Linked DNA regions of Mus musculus: region 2 is linked to region 1. Evidence: chromatin loops called from intact Hi-C (ENCODE). Cell type or tissue: gastrocnemius. All regions are shown on one strand. Each heading gives the region's core, and the rest is flanking DNA. Links, peaks and the distances in the headings are about the cores only. Region 1 holds the start of Myh3 (myosin, heavy polypeptide 3, skeletal muscle, embryonic). Region 2 holds the start of Tmem220 (transmembrane protein 220).

Region 1 (8,329 bases), core at 113-8,112:
GCCTTTAATCCCAGTACTTGGGAGGCAGAGGCAGGCAGATTTCTGAGTTCGAGGTCAGCCTGGTCTACAAAGTGAGTTCCAGGACAGCCAGGGATACACAGAGAAACCCTGTCTCGAAAAAAATAATGGTCCCTATGAAGACTTTGGTCCTGCTTTCTCCCTTCTTCCCTTACCAGTGTATGGGTAGGCTGTAAGAGGACAGTCCATATTCTCAAATGGGATGTATTGGCATGAAGTTCTCTATTAAATGAACAACCATGACCCCATACAACTCAGACCCTCACCACAAAGACTGGACCAGGAAAGAGAGGAATGGAAATGGACAAAAATGTCAACTGTACCTTAATTCTCTTGTTAAGGTTTAATTTTCCAGTCCTGATTTAGAAATGACAGCATCTGTTAGGCGATACCCATCCCCCCTTTCTCTTCAGGCCACTACCGTTCCCCTCGCCCCCTATCTAGGCTGGCAGCTGGCCTTTCCTAATTGGTAATATGTCTTGATAACCACAGGCCCCTAAGCAGCTGTCACTGTGAACATGGGCTGGTGGCATAGCTCCCTGTCATTTACTTGCTTGTTGGTCCTGCTAGTGCTTAAGAAAGGATTAAGTAAATAATTATAGTAATGAGACAGAAAGTAATGAGGGGAAGGAGAGAGATGGAGAAGGAGAAAAAAAAAACTATAATCCAACTGCACAAGTTTTACAGAGTTTGGCTCATAACCGTGAGGGGACTTCAACAAGTTCAATTCTACTTTATCTTCGATGAGCTTTCTAAGCAAATAGCACAACTGTGTGTCCCCTGTTCCCAAGTGGTAGTGGCTTCAGCTGATTTCAGGGTGGGATGGCCTGCAGGATGGAGCCAGGTAGGGGCTCCTAAAGCAAAGGAGATCCCATTGTGCTAGGTGGAGAAGCTACAGCCCTGAGTTCACAGAGCAAGGCATCTCAAATTCCCAGCTTTCTACAGTTGGAAAAAATGGTTTCGGACCCTGCTCATTTCTATATATACTTTTCCCTTGGCAACGGCGAAAAATACGTGTGGAGGGGGCCAGTTCTCAGCCTGTGGTGTCAGTCATTCTCTTTCCAAATATAGAGGAAGAATGAGCCCAGGGGGTTAGTGGTGGCCTATAAAAGCCCAGGGGGCAGCTCTCCTCTATGCTTCTCTCTGTCACAGTCAGAGGTAAGTCTTACACTTTCCTAGTATCTCTGTGGCATTTACTGCTTCTAGACCTGATTCGGCCACTGCCCTGGACTGTGGCCCTCCCTGGCTTTGTTATAGCAGGCAAGCCTCTTTTCTCTTCTCAAGGCGTTCTCAAGGAATACAGTAGAGTGAGATGCGAGACCCAAGAGCCCAGCATCCCACTGCCTCTAGCAGATCATCGAAGCTGGGGTCCTGCCCACCCTTTCTTTTCTCTGCTTGGGAAGGATCCTGTTGGACAGGCATGGGCCTGTCCACCATGGCTCCATGTTCTCCTGTTGCCTCTCTGATCCACAGAATGAACAGGGGACTCTGTGTTTCCTACCTGGACGCTATACCTGCTGGGTGTTTAGTGGCCTCAAGACTACATGTTTGCTTAACAGGTTTAAATTAGCCAATCTCAGCATCGTCTCCATTTTCAGATAACCAGGAGGCCTGTCCCCACCCGCTAACAGAAGCTTTTATTGGCAGGGACTCAGTCCATTTAGAATCCCTGCCCTGTTCACAATGAAGGATCTTGCAGTCTGAAGAAATTGTCAGAGTGGGCTGGAGGAGCCAACCTGCCAGGCAGTTGGTAGTTATGCCTAGCTGTAGACTATGATCTGTCTGCAGTCCTAGGGCTTGCCTCAGAGCTAAGGATCTTTCTGACTGTCTAGTCCTTTGTGTGTCTTAGTTGAGCCTCACCAAGGTCTGGTTCGTCACAGAAGCAGACATCACGGTGGCCACTAAACTCTGTGTGCATGCTCTTGCAGGTCCCATACGTCCACAACTGCTGCTGCTCTCTGCTGTCCTGCAGGTGTGACTCAGGTGAGCATTGGGGCCACATCCCAGAGCTTCAGGAAGTCTTCAGGTAAACCCAGATCACCCATTGCCCCCTCATGCCTGTGCCCCCGAGGAGTTACAGAGCTTAACGGAGAAGTGCAGGCTTCATCCTCAGGGGTGCGGCTAGAGGTTCCCATCTATTCTCTATGGTGGTTTGTTGTTCCTTTGTTTTTTGAGACAGGATCTCACTGTGTAGCCCCAGATGGCATTGAACTCTCTAGGTAGACCAGGCTGGCTTCAGACTCACAGAGATCCACCTGTCGCAGCCTCCGAAGTTCTGGGACTAAAGGCATAGACCACCATGCCTGGCCTTCAGTCTATTCTTAGCATGGGAGGCAGAAACCATGTCGATTCAAAACAGTTCAAAGCTGTCTCTGCCATTTTCTGCTTAGTATTCTCTCTTTAAGGAATTCTTTTACCTTTTTTTTTTCATGGAATGCCTTTACTTCTTTTTTTTTTTTCATGGTATTTAATTTTGAATGTTCTGTTTGCTCTACCCGTGCTTCTCAGAAAAGGAAGACATAGTGTCAAAAGTGGCATTTCAAAGGCCCCTTCACCAGGCTGAAAGAATGGAGATGCTTGGAGTAAATAGATTCTGTCTAAGCCCGTGGCATTCATTAGCAACTCAACAAATATGAGCGGATTATATTCCCAGTGCTGAACCCTTGTGTGAAGCGCCACTGGGCATGGAGCAGGCCAGACCTCCTTGACCCCGTCTGAGAGGCTTCCATTCATTGCAGGGTGGCAGGTTGATACTAGGATGGGCAGGAGGCTGCCAGCTGCCAGCCCAGGGAGCAGCTGGGCTGACCCGTGGTTTGTTTTGCAGCCGACACCATGAGTAGCGACACCGAGATGGAAGTGTTTGGCATAGCTGCACCTTTCCTCCGCAAGTCGGAAAAGGAGAGGATCGAAGCTCAGAACCAGCCCTTTGATGCCAAAACCTACTGCTTTGTGGTTGACTCAAAGGAAGAATATGTCAAGGGGAAAATTAAGAGTAGCCAGGATGGGAAAGTCACTGTGGAGACAGAAGACAGCAGGGTAAGGCACTTGCTCTTTCTCTTTCTCAGCACTGACCCAAGCTCCTCACTCACAGGGCTTTGCATAAGCATATACCCCTCCTCCACTCATTTCAGGAGCCAGAGCCTGGGTCTGGAATTCAGCATCTGAAACAATGCAGGCATCCCAGACGCTAGGAGAAAGCAAAATGCCCTAGCCTCTGTCGAAGGATGAGAGATGGGCCCCCTAGTGGCTGGCTAAAGCATTTAATTTTGGGTGTCTTTTATCACTGTATTGTTCTGGGCCAGAGAACCAGCCTCACTGTCTCAAGGGTTGGGTGCTTTTAGAACGCCCACCCTTTGTAGGTTTGCCTAACTCTGTCAGTGGTCATCTAAGCAAGGAAGAAAGGGTGATGTATAAGGGATCCTAAAAGGCAACAAGGTCAAAGAACCAGGCTCTCTGTATCTGGCGTGGGATGGGCAACTTAGTTCGCTATCTTCTGTGGGAGGAAGGGACGAATTTGGGGTTTTAGAAAATCCCAAATCTGGAAATGTTACAAGGAAGAAAACAAAAGACCTGTGGGTATGGCTCAGTGATAGAACACTGGGCTGGCATATGCAAAGTCCTGCATTCAATCACCACATTCAACCACCACGTGTGTAAGGGTGTGTGTGATGGAGGCAGAAGAAGAGACAGGAGCAGAAAAAACGCAAGAGACAAAATGGCGTCATTCGGTGGGACAGGGAGAAAATGGGCAGCGCCCACATGGAAGCTCTCAGAAGGAAGGCGTCTCCTCATATCTCAGATTAAAATCTGAGAATGGGCTTCCAGAGCAGGACAGAAGACAGGAGTTAGACTCATCGTAGGATTTTCACGGGCTCTAGGGAGAACATGCCTGAGAAGCGGCAAGAGAGCCCACGGCCCAAGTGGGTTAAGGGAGGGAAGAAGATAGCTCCGTGGCCCACAGTGCTCAGGACCGGCTATTTCCAGAGTCACTCCTAAAGAGAAAGGAGGGCAGGGGCTGACAGCCCCACCTGCAGGGCCTCAGGCTCTCCACAGAGGACAGACCCAGGTGGAAGTCTTCCTCTCAAAACAGAGCTCCAGGGACACTGCAAAAGGGAAGGATGGGCCAGTGGCTTTTCCCCCAAAGCAGGGAAGGTGGTAAAGGAAGTAGGATGGGGCGTGAATCTCAGCGCTGGACAGCTGCTTCTACATAGAGGGGTGTGGTTCTCTGGGCTGGACGTCTGCTTTGCATAGACGGGGGCGTGGCTCTCAGGGCTGAATGGCTGCTTTACCTAGACGGGGGCGTGGCTCTCAGGGCTAGATGGGGGGGGGGGGCTTTACAGAGACGGGGGCGTGGTTCTCAGGGCTGGACAGCTGCTTCTATAGGGCAGTGAAGTTAGCAGGCTCTGTGGGCACTAGCCCAGGGCTACAGTGCCTCTCTCATTCTCTGTTGTTTCCGGTCAGCCCTGCTGCAGACTTGCTCTTTTCTCTGAGCAGGTAGGAGAGCTACAGGGACAACCAACGCTATAGCCAAACACCTTCCTTTGCTCCAATTCTGTGTCACAGCACCCCACCCCCACCCCCGCCCCAGTTAGTCCTCAGAAATCTTCCTTCATCACATTGGTCACCATCCCACAACCCCAGACCCAAGAGAAAGACAGAGAGACAGAGAGAGAGGGACAGAGAGACAGAGAGACATAATGAGAGACAGAAAGACACACACAGAGTGACAGAGAGACACAAAGAGAGACAGAGAGACAGAATCAATAGTCCTGAGTAGATTTCATTCACCAATAGAAATCGCTTCTTTATGAGTTATTAAAAGAAGTCTGGGATAATTGTAAAGACAACACACACACATATATTACATATATAATAGATGTATATATGTATATACATGTATGTATGTATGTATGTATTTTTTCTCTCCCATAGACCTATGTGAGAGCAGACCACTCACTTTCCCACTGCCACCTGCCATCATAACCTGACTTTCCCTCACTGTCACCAGGCATTTCCTCTGCTCATCTGGACTGCAGTCTCTCCTAGGGTGCCAGACACCCTCAGCAGTCCGATGGCTGGGGAACATTAGATAAGCCCCAGGCTCTTCCCTTTCAGACCCTGGTGGTTAAGCCAGAGGACGTGTATGCCATGAACCCACCCAAGTTTGACAAGATTGAGGACATGGCCATGCTGACCCACCTGAACGAGCCCGCTGTGCTGTACAACCTCAAGGACCGATACACGTCCTGGATGATCTACGTGAGTGGCTACTACCCAACAGGCTATGCTGGGACATCAGCTGGGGGGCAGAGGAGTGGGGGAGGGTGTCTTCAAAGATTCCTGTTATCTGGCTGAAAGAGAGGAGGTGAAGTAGAGAAGTGAATGACCAGAAAAGCCAGAGATGAATGGGATGGGGAGGGGAGGGGCTGGAGGAAGGGAGGTAGAAAGGGGGGAAGTGGAGGAGGAGCTAAGGTTGGGAGGAGGAGCCCCAAAGAGTAAGAAAGCTGAGCATGGTATTAGTTGTGGGAGGACTGGTTGCTTCCTTCCTTGAATTTCAGTTACTTCATTCATCAATAGAAATCATGATTTCTTTATGAGTAATCAAAAGAAGCCTGGGATATTAGTAAAGGCAACACACACACATATCATATCATATATATATATTATTTTTTCCCCTCCCATAGACCTATTCAGGCCTCTTCTGTGTCACTGTCAACCCCTACAAATGGCTGCCAGTGTACAACCCCGAGGTGGTGGACGGCTACCGAGGCAAAAAACGCCAGGAGGCTCCGCCCCACATCTTCTCCATCTCCGACAACGCCTACCAGTTCATGCTGACTGGTGTGTTTTTGAGAAGGAAGTATGGGTGCAGAGAGTGGGCGCTAGACAGACTCCGGGGCACGCTGGTGTGAGGCCCTTAGAGAAGGAGGGGCAAGACGGAAATGAGGCTTACATTTAGCACACATATGGGTTAGGCCATAGGAGAGCGTATTCTTATGGATCAGAAGCAAAGACTGACCATCTCGGAGGTCAGAGGATGAGAAGAGGCCTCATTTTTCAGCAAGGGCTTGGCTTCTCTGAGTCTCGTTCTCAGGAAACCCCCATCTATGACTAAGCAGACAAACAAACATGTAAATAAATCAAGGGAGAAGGAGCTAAAACCCCAGTTTGCATGGCAGGTAGGAAACTCTTTGGGCACAGCCATCAGCTCTGCTTTCTTCCCCTCTCACAGATCGTGAGAACCAGTCTATCCTGATCACGTGAGTATCTCTGCCTAGAGAGACTTCTCAGCTGGGGCCGTGGATGTATCCCTCGGCTCTGATCGTTAGACAGTGCTTAGAGTAAATCCCCTGGTGAAAAGACAGGTTGGGGGTGGGTTTAAAAAAAAAAAAAAGCCTCAGAGAACTACTAGTATCCATGCTTGTATTAACTAAGACTGCAGCCCAGGTCCTCTACCCCTCTGTGTGATGGCTCATATTCCCTTGATGTGTGTGCCAGATGTGTTGAAGACCACTGGATGACATCTTAAGGTGCTGGCTTATGAACAGGGCTAATTTCTCTGTCTTTCCATCCTTCTAAATAGCGGAGAATCCGGGGCCGGGAAGACGGTGAACACCAAGCGGGTCATCCAGTACTTTGCAACAATTGCAGCCACTGGGGACCTTGCCAAGAAGAAGGACTCCAAAATGAAGGTGGGGACGGGAGCAAGGAAAGAGCGTGGGCTAGGGTGGGAGAGCGTGAAGGATAGCGTGGGGTTGACCGTGGGTCGATTGGTCGTTGAGTCGTCAAGTCACCGGAGCATCCAGGAATCGAGGCAGGCAGGAAAAGCAGAGCCAGTGACGATTCTTTAGATGAGGATTACGTGGCTTACAAACGCATTTCCCCTACCTCCTGGATTTCTTGCTTAGGGGACGCTGGAGGATCAAATTATCAGCGCTAACCCCCTGCTGGAGGCCTTTGGGAACGCCAAGACCGTGAGGAACGACAACTCGTCTCGCTTTGTGAGTCTGCCCTGATAGGCTCTTCTTTTCAGCCTGCGGGACAGTCCTAGTGCCGGGGCTTGGGGAACTTAGCGCCCGGTGGGAAGAGACAGCGAAAAAAGCAAACGCACAGGCCACGTGAATGTGAGGCTCAAAACCCCAAGGCTGTAACTGAGAAATTGGGGACCAGGTCCCCAACAGATAGGGCTGGCCGGTAAGGGCTTTCTTTCTGGGGGGTTGGGTACGGGAGCCAAAGCTGCAGGGTAAGGAAGGGTTGAGGGGAAGAGCGCTCCCCAGGGTTGGACGCTGTGTGGAGCACTCCTGCAGAGGTTCCATGTGGCAGGTGGGGAGGCAGAAGATGGAGAAGAGACTCTTCACTAACAAGCACATTAACCCTGAGGAAGACTTTGGGTTTTGTCTTAAGCACAGTAGGAAGGATTCTGTAATCAGGGAAATGACACCGTTTAGCACTCGGGTTATTTCATTAATGAGATCTGGGAAGTCCAGGAAGAGGGAGACACACCAAATGGAAGAAGAAGGGACAGGAGGGAAGACTACTGAGGGAAGGGCTTCTAGGGGCAGTGCTCAGGAATCCAGAGGAAGTTCCCCAGTCATGGAAGGATCCGGTCTCCTTCTCCCTCTATGCAGGGCAAGTTCATCCGCATCCATTTTGGCACCACTGGGAAGCTGGCTTCTGCAGATATTGAAACTTGTAAGTATGCCCACTGGGATAGGTGGAGCCTCTGAGCCTTGGGGAGCATTGTGAACCCTGACGGACCCTGTGCTTCTGTTCCAGATCTGCTGGAAAAGTCCAGAGTCACCTTCCAGCTGAAGGCTGAGAGAAGCTACCACATCTTCTACCAGATTCTCTCCAACAAGAAACCTGAGCTGATTGGTGAGCTGTTAGGGATAGAGTTGGTGTGGAGGGGATAAAGTCACCCTTTGGGCAGACCCAGGAGAGTTAGTTGTACCTGTAGGTGACTCTGCAGCCAATGCAGATTTATATCAGCCATGGGATATGGCTCTTTTGGGCAACAACTGTATCGACTTTTAAAATTATGTAGTATTTTTGTGACTGTGTATGGAGTTGCATGTGTTGTCTGCACACACACACACATATGTGCATGCCGAGGCCTGAGAATGACACGGGGTGTCTTTTCTCTCAACCTTGTGCATTAAGGCAAGGGCTCTCACCAAGCCTGGAGCTACTGTAGTTTGCCAGAATGTTGGTAGGACCCATGTCTCTGCTAGGGATTACAAGCAGAGCCCCACATCCACCTGACTTTCATATGAGTTTTGGGGATTCGAACTTCAGTCCTTATGCTTCCATG
Region 2 (8,329 bases), core at 313-8,312, 52 kb before region 1:
CTGTGAGTTTGAAGTTAGTGTGTTTTATATAGTGAGTTCCAGGACAGCCACTGGACCCTTTCACAGAAAACGGAAAAACAAAAACAAAAACAAAACCTAACCAGAACACGCGCGCTAGCGCGTCCTTTTTCTTTTCCTTTCTCTTCTTCATTTGCGTTTCTGGTTTGTTCTGTTGTGTTTGTTTTGTTTCTTTCATTTGCTTTGTTTGTTTGTTTGTTTGTTTGTTTTGTTTTGTTTTTTCGAGACAGGGTTTCTCTGTGTAGCCCTGGCTGTCCTGGAACTCACTTTGTAGACCAGGCCTGCCTCTACCTCCCGAGTGCTGGGATTAAAGGCGTGCGCCACCACGCCCGGCTTCATTTGCTTTTTTAATGAGAGAAAGAATAAGGGAAAAGAAAGGCACATGCCAATGATACACTTTATCCACTAGAGAGCGCCGCAAGACCGTTCTAGACCTGAGGAGGGCGGGGAGGGAAGAAGGGCTCGCCTCGCCCTTGTATCCCCGCTCCCGCTGTCTGAGCCCTGCCCCTTGTCCCTCCCCCACCTACTACGCCCCGCCCCTCCTGGGTACCGCCCCGCTAGCCCAGCCTCGCCCTCTGGCCACGCCCCTCTGGGGCCTGTCCTGCTCCTCCGGCTTCCAGGTCATGGCGCCAGCAGTGGCTACTTGGGCTCCCGGCTTGTGGCGGGCCTGCAACGCACTCATGGCAGCTTTCTTCGCCCTGGCCGCTGTGGTGCAGGTCAGGCGGGCTGAGGAGGGCTGGCAGAGGGACCGCGAAGCCTGGGCGACCAGTTCTCAGGGTGGAGCCGAATTGGGACCCACAGAGTCCTTTCAAGCAGAAAGAACATGGATGAATATGTGTAGTTAGGCAACGCACTCAGAGCTTGACCTAGCGGCCCCGCGTGCAAGTTTGTGCAGCCGGTCACTTAGAAAGGGGCCCAGAACCGCAGCTCTGACACCTTTTCGAATCTTCAGCCTCAGTGAGATGGGTTTTAGCGCCTGGGAGGAAAGTGGAAATAGAATAGACAGCATCCTTACCCTTCCTAGACCTCTTCCTGATCATCCTCAGGGTGACTGCCCTCGTATCTTGGGACCTAGGATTTTCATATACACTATAATAGTTCTTAGGAAATCCCAAGCAGTTATTTTCAAAAGATGCATGGCTGGGTGGTTAGATCTACCTGTTGTGTTCAACCGAGAGGAGAGTCCCTGCTGCCATCGGGATGTGCAGACTGCTAAACTAGCTCATGGTGTTATGTACCCTGAGCCCATTGTAGCGCCTAGTTCTTCGCAATGAATAGTAAACACAAGGCCAGACCAGACAGAGGATACATGGATCTAATGTGAGCTAACACCTTGACGTTTTGACATTCTAGGTAAACGATCCAGATGCAGAGTTGTGGGTGGTGAGTATGAGCTACTTGCAAAACGTTCCTCCATTTGACACGACTACACTCTGATCCTGGGACTCTTGTCTAAAACCCAGAAATTAATACCTCTGTGAGCTCATGTCCCTAATTTTTCGCATCGGAGGGGGAAATCACTCTGATCATATAACTGATGGAGATGTGAATTCTGAACTTTCTGTAGACACGAAAGTCTTTCTGCAGAGAGAGCTTATACCAGCGACTCCCACTTCCCATGACTACACCGGGCATGACAGTAAGAGCTCCTGTCTTTGCTAAGGACTTACAACATGCTAGTCATTTGACATACATTATGCTAACCTTTATGACAGCCGTAACAAGGATGTGTGCCGGTTATATCCATCTGTGACTTTTGTTCTCAGACAACAATAGACCGTCTTGGAGGCAGACTGCACAGTATCACTGAGAAACTCATTCTTGGGTTTGGGGACAGTGTTCACTGTATAGAGAGCAGTGAGTGAGAACACCAGGAATGCAGAGCTGAGTTCTAGCCTGGTTTGAATGTTGGTGCAGTAGAACCATGGCCTGAAACTGCTTGTTATCCAGAGTCCCCTCTCCCCAAATTAGATGACCTCCTCAGCATTTTGCTCCATAGCCTGAGTTCACAATCATATCTCATATATCCCCTCAGGAAGCTCCATGTTGATTCTCTAAAAGATGGCTCCAAATAGCCACCAGCACCACCATGCTGCTCTGTGAAACCTGTCTGGGATCCCACAGAACACCTCCTCCCTAAGCCTCGTCCACCTCCTGACTGACCCAGCAATTTCTGTTCTCAGCAGAGCTACTAGGCATCTTCACTCAATACCTGTTGCCTTTAACATCACTGCCCTGAGATGCTGTCAAAAGTAAAAAAAGAATTCAGCAGCATCCATTCTAGGCATAGGTACATGCACAGTGCCTGAGTACCCTACCTTTGCTCGTTCCCACTCAGCCCTCCCTTACTTCCCCTGAAGACAGCCTTATAACTCTTCTATCTGCCTCCTGCCTCCTCTGCCTCTACAACACTGTCCGCTTTCAAACCCTTTGTTGTTTCCCAAGCTAAGTCGGAGCTCCTCCATTTGGTCTTTAGCCCCACCATAGCATGGCCCATCCCACATTTCCAGCATTGTCTTTGGAGTCTAGTCCAGAAATGATGGCAAATGGGCCTTGCCCCTAGCCTGCCTGCTGCTGTGTGCCCAGGCTCCCAGGACTGTCTCAGATGCCATCTCAGTCGCTCTGCCTCTTTCCAGGAGGATCTGACCATCCTTCCTGATCTCTTATTGTAGCAATAACTCCTTTGGCTGATGCTCTGGGCAGCCAGCTTCCAGAAGGACAGGGACATGGTCTCCATCTTCTTAGGAGCCTTGTATAAAGTTTCCTCGTAAAGATCCTCCCGAGGGAAGTACAGAAGGAATGGATGCACAGATGAACAGTACTATGTTGCTTTCTGCACTTTGGAAACTAGGTCTTCGCCCAGCTCCTTCCCACAGTCCCTGCTGTACCTTGTTCATGGAGGCTACTTGCATCACAGAGGCAAATACTGGGATGTGGATTATAACAACAGGTTATAGAAATACAGAACATATCACGTAAGAAACGAAGCGTTCCATAATTAAAGAAAGAAAGAAAGAAAGAAAGAAAGAAAGAAAGAAAGAAAGAAAGAAAGAAAGAAAGAAACTCTGGTGGTCACTTGGTGGTCAAGAGTGGCATGAAGGAATAGGGCTTTCTCTTCTCAGCCTTCCTCATGTTTATTGAATAGCTTCTGCAGCTGCAGACCTCTCTAAGCCCCAGAGGAGTATACCCAATGCGTGAGGAGTCAAAGCAGGAGCGAGATAGGTTTCCTCCTGGGCTTCCATCCCTCCAGTTACAGACAAAATGTTTCCCAAGAAGTCCCTTGGACAGGTGGCATTTGGTTTGCACAAATCAGCATGCCGTGTTGTTATTAGAGTCTCGGTGTGATTTATATGCAACCATACCTTGTTAAAATGCCTTGTATGGCATTAACTTGGCCCTGGGAGACACCGCCTTACCTATATTCCTGGACATGACCATTTTTGCAATGGATGAGAATTAGGGACAAGTCCAGGGTACTCAATGACTTTACAAATTAAATTCTGTTAAGTGGATACTATGATACCTTTAGTTTTTCCATTGGTTAAAAATAATAATAATAATGAAGGACTGGCAAAATGACTCAGTGGGTAAAGTTGCTTGCCCAGAAGCCTAAAGCCTGATTTTGGTCCTAGGGACCCATGAAGAGAATGGACTCCACAGAGGTGTCCTCTGACCACTACCACTTAGATCCTACACACATGCATATACACAGATGCACACGCATTCATTCATAAATTAATAAGCTAACTGCATTTACTAAATCCCAAAAGTATCAGAAGAGAACATTATAAGTGAATTATACCGGGTTCATATTTTTACTGAGCCTTGTTTTTTTGTTTTGTTTCATTTTTGGTTTTCAAGACAGGGTTTCTCTGTGTAGCCCTGGCTGTCCTGGAACTCACTCTGTAGATTAGGCTGGTCTTAAACTCAGAGATTAGCCTGCCTCTGCCTCCCAAATGCTGGGTTTAAAGTCGTGGGCTACCATTGTTGTAACGTGTGTACTAGAAGCAGTTCTTTTCCATCTCTCCACCCCCAGCTTTTTTCATCTTCTCCGATTATCGACAGGGCAAAGCATTTTCATACGGATTATTATATCACAGTTGCTGTGAGAGACTCAAAGGATCGATTTCTTCATATAAAGCAGTAGAATAAGGCTGTGTAGTGTTGAGACAGACATGCAGACATTTGCGTGCACATTTTTAAAATCTATGCAGAACATTTCCCACAGAGCACCGTTGGGTATTGTATGGTGTGTGCTCATTAATGGTCTTCTGTCTCTGATTGCCTCTGTCTGCCTCACTCCCGAGTAGCTGAATCATATAGTTATCCGTGTGGAATGGGTCTCACCCGTGGCCCCTCACCCCTTAAGTGTGTCCTTGGAAGAGCAGCAGTGTTCTATCCAGGGACTTGTCAGAAAGACAGCACGCTGAGACCTACTACAGACCTCCCCGCTCAGCACAAGACCCATGCTAAAGACCCTCAAGGAGCATGCCTGCCCCTCTGTCAGAGACAACCTGACTTGCAGGTATCAACTGGCTGACATTCCAGTCACCAGCTTGGATGGAGCAGGAAACACTAACACAGACTTTCAGATCCAAGGTGAAAACCAGCCACTTGAAACAACAGTTCTTCTGGTCATTTCCAAAGAGACTGAAGGTTTCTGCTCTACACACTGAAACTGTTATGGTGAAGTAGCCCCCTGTCTTGGAAAGTCTCCAAGTTTTATGAATCTATTCTCCCTTCTTGCCTTCGGCTACACACACACACACACACACACACACACACACACCGCCAGAGTCTGTTTCTTACAATAAAGCTCGAGAATGGGACCTTTTCAGGGCCAGTCTTTCCAATTCCGTTTCCTAAATGAACAACCTTGTCTCAGTACTGGGCATGTCAGACCCACACATCATTTGGATGCTTTCTGTGACCTCACGTGTACAACTGGAATACTGAGTCACATGGTCCATGGGGGGGTCCAGCCTAGCAGGGCCATCTGGCCATCCATGAACTGTATTTTCAGAGGATGCTCTTTTATGTAATCAAGGACGGTCACCCTGGGTATGGAAGTTGCTTGGGAGAAACTGGGAGGCCAGCATTGATGAAACACTGCTCAGAGTTACAGCTTGGGGGTCCGAAGCATCTCCTGGAAGAGCTGATGGAGGGAGGTGATGCGGTGATGAGGTCATACTAGCAGAACTACCACATCCTCCGTGACTTACTGAAACAGAGGAAAATCCCTCAGCTTGGGGACTGCAGACCACACTTTTATTTGCTAGATGGTCTGGAATGTATCACATGTTGAGTATACTCCTGTCTTCGGTTCTGGGGATGAGGATGGTCGAGACTGGGCTAACGCCCCCACGTTTGAGCACCCCTCCTCACCCTCACACTTCCTTTTTGTTAACAGGTGGTGTACATGATCCCAGCAGTGCTTACCCTGCTTGTTGGGTTTAATCCTCTTGTCACAGGTATGAATGGCAGATTCTACACGAAGGTTCAGCAAATCGGAGTTCTTAGAACAGTGGGAATCTACCTGACCAACTCCCAAGAGAAACAGGGTTCCAGGCATCTCACCTTGCTTCTGATAATGAGTCGTTCCTTTTCACCTCCAGTCTCGGTCCTAGACCATCCTAGGGAGACTTGCCCAGCTCTGGGCATACTAACCATTATCAACTATGATTCGAGACCTCTGGCACCCATTGCTGTTTATGAGATTGAGTTTGGGCTGGAGAGATGGCTCAGTGGTTAAGAGCACTGACTGCTCTTCCAAAGGTCCTGAGTTCAATTCCCAGCAACCACATGGTGGCTCACAACCATCTGTAAAGAGACTGAGTTCATATGGGAGAAGAGTTTGGTCTCTACACTGGCTTCTTAAAGCTCCAGCTAATGTTAGATCAGACGGGCAGCAATCACCGTGGCAATCATGTCTTCTCGGACTCGGGGGCAATCATTGCCTGTTGCATAGTTTTCTTCTTTCTAATCCAGATCAGCTCATTTATTTATACATATTTTATAATTTATACATATTTTTATACATTTATACATATTTTTAGAGAAACACCACTCTTGTTGCTAACTACTTTCTTCTTTGAAATGCAGTCACAATGTATGTATAGAAACTGTCACTTGTGTATAGAAAGTGCCTAACGTGTCTGTAATACACCTCTACATTTTTCATTAGTACATGTTTCCCCTTCCAATCTCCCTGCGCTTAGTTCTTACAGCAATGTATGGTGTGCTTTTATGTGTTCCCCTATTTGGTGCAAGCTAATCTTACACGCAAGCACGTGCTTCATGCCTCTTTGCATAAGCTCACACGTATTATTCCACCAAGCTAAGCAACAGAAAGTGGAGAGGCCAGGTGCCAGTGACAGGGGCAAGTGGCGTGGGAAGGGTGGCTCTCCAAAGAAAATGAAGTATTATAAAGCAAGTATGAGAGAAGAACGCCAGCGCCTCCTTCTGGATCCGACCTGACTAACAGCCGCAGGATCATCCGTTTGTAGGCAACTTCATCTGGAAGAGTGTGTCTGCGATACACATGCTGTTCTGTGCGCTGTGGGCTGGCGGCTTGGCGTACCACTTCTTGCTTCACGCAAAGCAGAACCTCCTAAATGAGGAAGAAGGCAGGTGAGCAGGGGTGTTTGCCCTTTGGAGGGGTGGGGCAGACCTGAGTCATTCATTCTTTACGACAGCAGCTTCCCGGTGCATGATGATGCTATAGCTCCCCCAACTGTACTAGGAGGAGCAGGGACAGTAACAGCCATTATCAGGTGAAGAAAGTGTGACTTCAAACCTGGCATTGCTTCCTGCACTCCATCATACCAGCTCTCATAGCCGTACCAATTCCACATTACTTTCGTGCAGGTGAACCTTGACCTCCCTGTAACTAGCAAGAGCGTACATAGTACAGTAAGGCTCCAGTCTGATAAGCTGGGGACAGCATCCTGAGTCACTCAGGGCAGTCTCTGCCAGCCTTGCTTAATGTGTCACATGCCATCCCCTCTCTTGGTCAGAACCATTTAGTCCTAGTTTATTACCCTTCCTTTGTTTGGCTCCCAGCCTTACTAAGAGACCGTTTCTGTTTTTTTCTACCCTGTTTCTGGTGTCTGCTGGCACAATGCTCCAGAGACTTGCATGTTAGGTGCCACTGACAGGGTGTGGTTTGTTCTGGACTCTAACCTATGTAATCTGGAGAGATGGCCAAGCTGGACCTGCAGATGGGGATGTACACTAGATGGGTTGAGTCACCTCCAGCTTTGAAGCCCAGGAATCAGGGTGGACTCGAAGTAGAGCCTCCAGTGACAGTGACAACAGGCCTGTTCTTCAGTTAATGCAAGAGGCACACATCCCTGACACACAACTCCACAAGCACATTTTCCTTAACATTATTAGTCTGATGAGCACCACAGCTACTCTCCCTGCCGTCTCCCTCAGCTCTCACAGTGTTTAGATTTCATATTTGTTTGAGTCGATGCAGAGCACCGATTCCCTTTAAAAAACATGACACTAACCACGAATGAAGCCTCAGTCTGTTTGGGGGAGGGGCTGCACCTCTGCGAGTGATGTGCAGTGGGGGGTGGAGGCAGGAGCCACTTCATGATGTGAAACACGGTGTTTTCCAGGGAGCTGTCTGGCCTGGTGATTGTCACAGCATGGATGGCCCTGTGCCACAGCTCATCCAAGTAAGTTCACCATATCAGTAAAAACCAAGGGATCAGGGCCTGGAGAGATGGCTCAGAGGTTAAGAGCACTGGCTGCTTTTCCAAAGGACCTGAGTTCAATTCCCAACATCCACACAGTAGATTATAGACATCTGTTAGCTCCAGGCCCAGGGGATCTGAGGTCCTCTTCTGGCTTCCACAGGAGCCAGGCACACAAGTGGCACACAGACAAATATGTAGGCAAAACACTCACACACATAAAATAAATTTTTTGACTCAACTGTATTTGAAATTTCCAAATGTACATCGTTGTTAATGGTCTCCACGTTGATCACACCACGTTCAAAGAATATACTTTGTAGGACATAAGTTCTTTGAAAAATATGTGGGGGTATTTTATGGCTGAAACGATAGAACACCAGGTATACATGTGGTGCTCTTACATACATGTTAGCTAGTACTCATACACGTAAAGTAAAAATAAATCTTAGAGCAACTACAGACTGATAATACAGTCAATGTCAATCTTTGGCCTACACACACACACACACACACACACACACAGAGAGAGAGAGAGAGAGAGATACACAGACAGAGAGAGAGATACACAGACAGAGAGACAGAGAGACACATACACACACACATAC

The links. Peaks named below come from ENCODE experiments on the same cell type or tissue, not always from the same donor. Only the 100,000 strongest peaks of a DNase experiment are listed, where the experiment ranks them.
Region 2: a loop joins it to region 1, with 6 times the contacts of the local background. A loop is called at or near these places in 36 of 42 quality-filtered maps.

The regions. Positions count from the first base shown.
Region 1 is chr11:67,077,149-67,085,477 of GRCm38, forward strand. It overlaps Myh3 (myosin, heavy polypeptide 3, skeletal muscle, embryonic), which reads left to right and starts at 1,152. Exons shown (of 41, transcript NM_001099635.1): 1 at 1,152-1,176; 2 at 1,991-2,001; 3 at 2,843-3,054; 4 at 5,134-5,277; 5 at 5,703-5,859; 6 at 6,251-6,278; 7 at 6,602-6,710; 8 at 6,927-7,019; 9 at 7,647-7,710; 10 at 7,795-7,893. The coding sequence starts at 2,851. In gastrocnemius, for the core only: a CTCF peak has its summit at 3,273 (motif pointing left); DNase peaks (open chromatin) are centred at 476 and 3,249.
Region 2 is chr11:67,024,538-67,032,866 of GRCm38, forward strand. Tmem220 (transmembrane protein 220) reads left to right here and starts at 617. Exons shown (of 6, transcript NM_001291042.1): 1 at 617-734; 2 at 1,372-1,401; 3 at 5,429-5,489; 4 at 6,525-6,648; 5 at 7,644-7,703. The coding sequence starts at 642. In gastrocnemius, for the core only: a CTCF peak has its summit at 418 (motif pointing right); a DNase peak (open chromatin) is centred at 558; H3K4me3 peaks cover 1,041 bases; H3K27ac peaks cover 735 bases.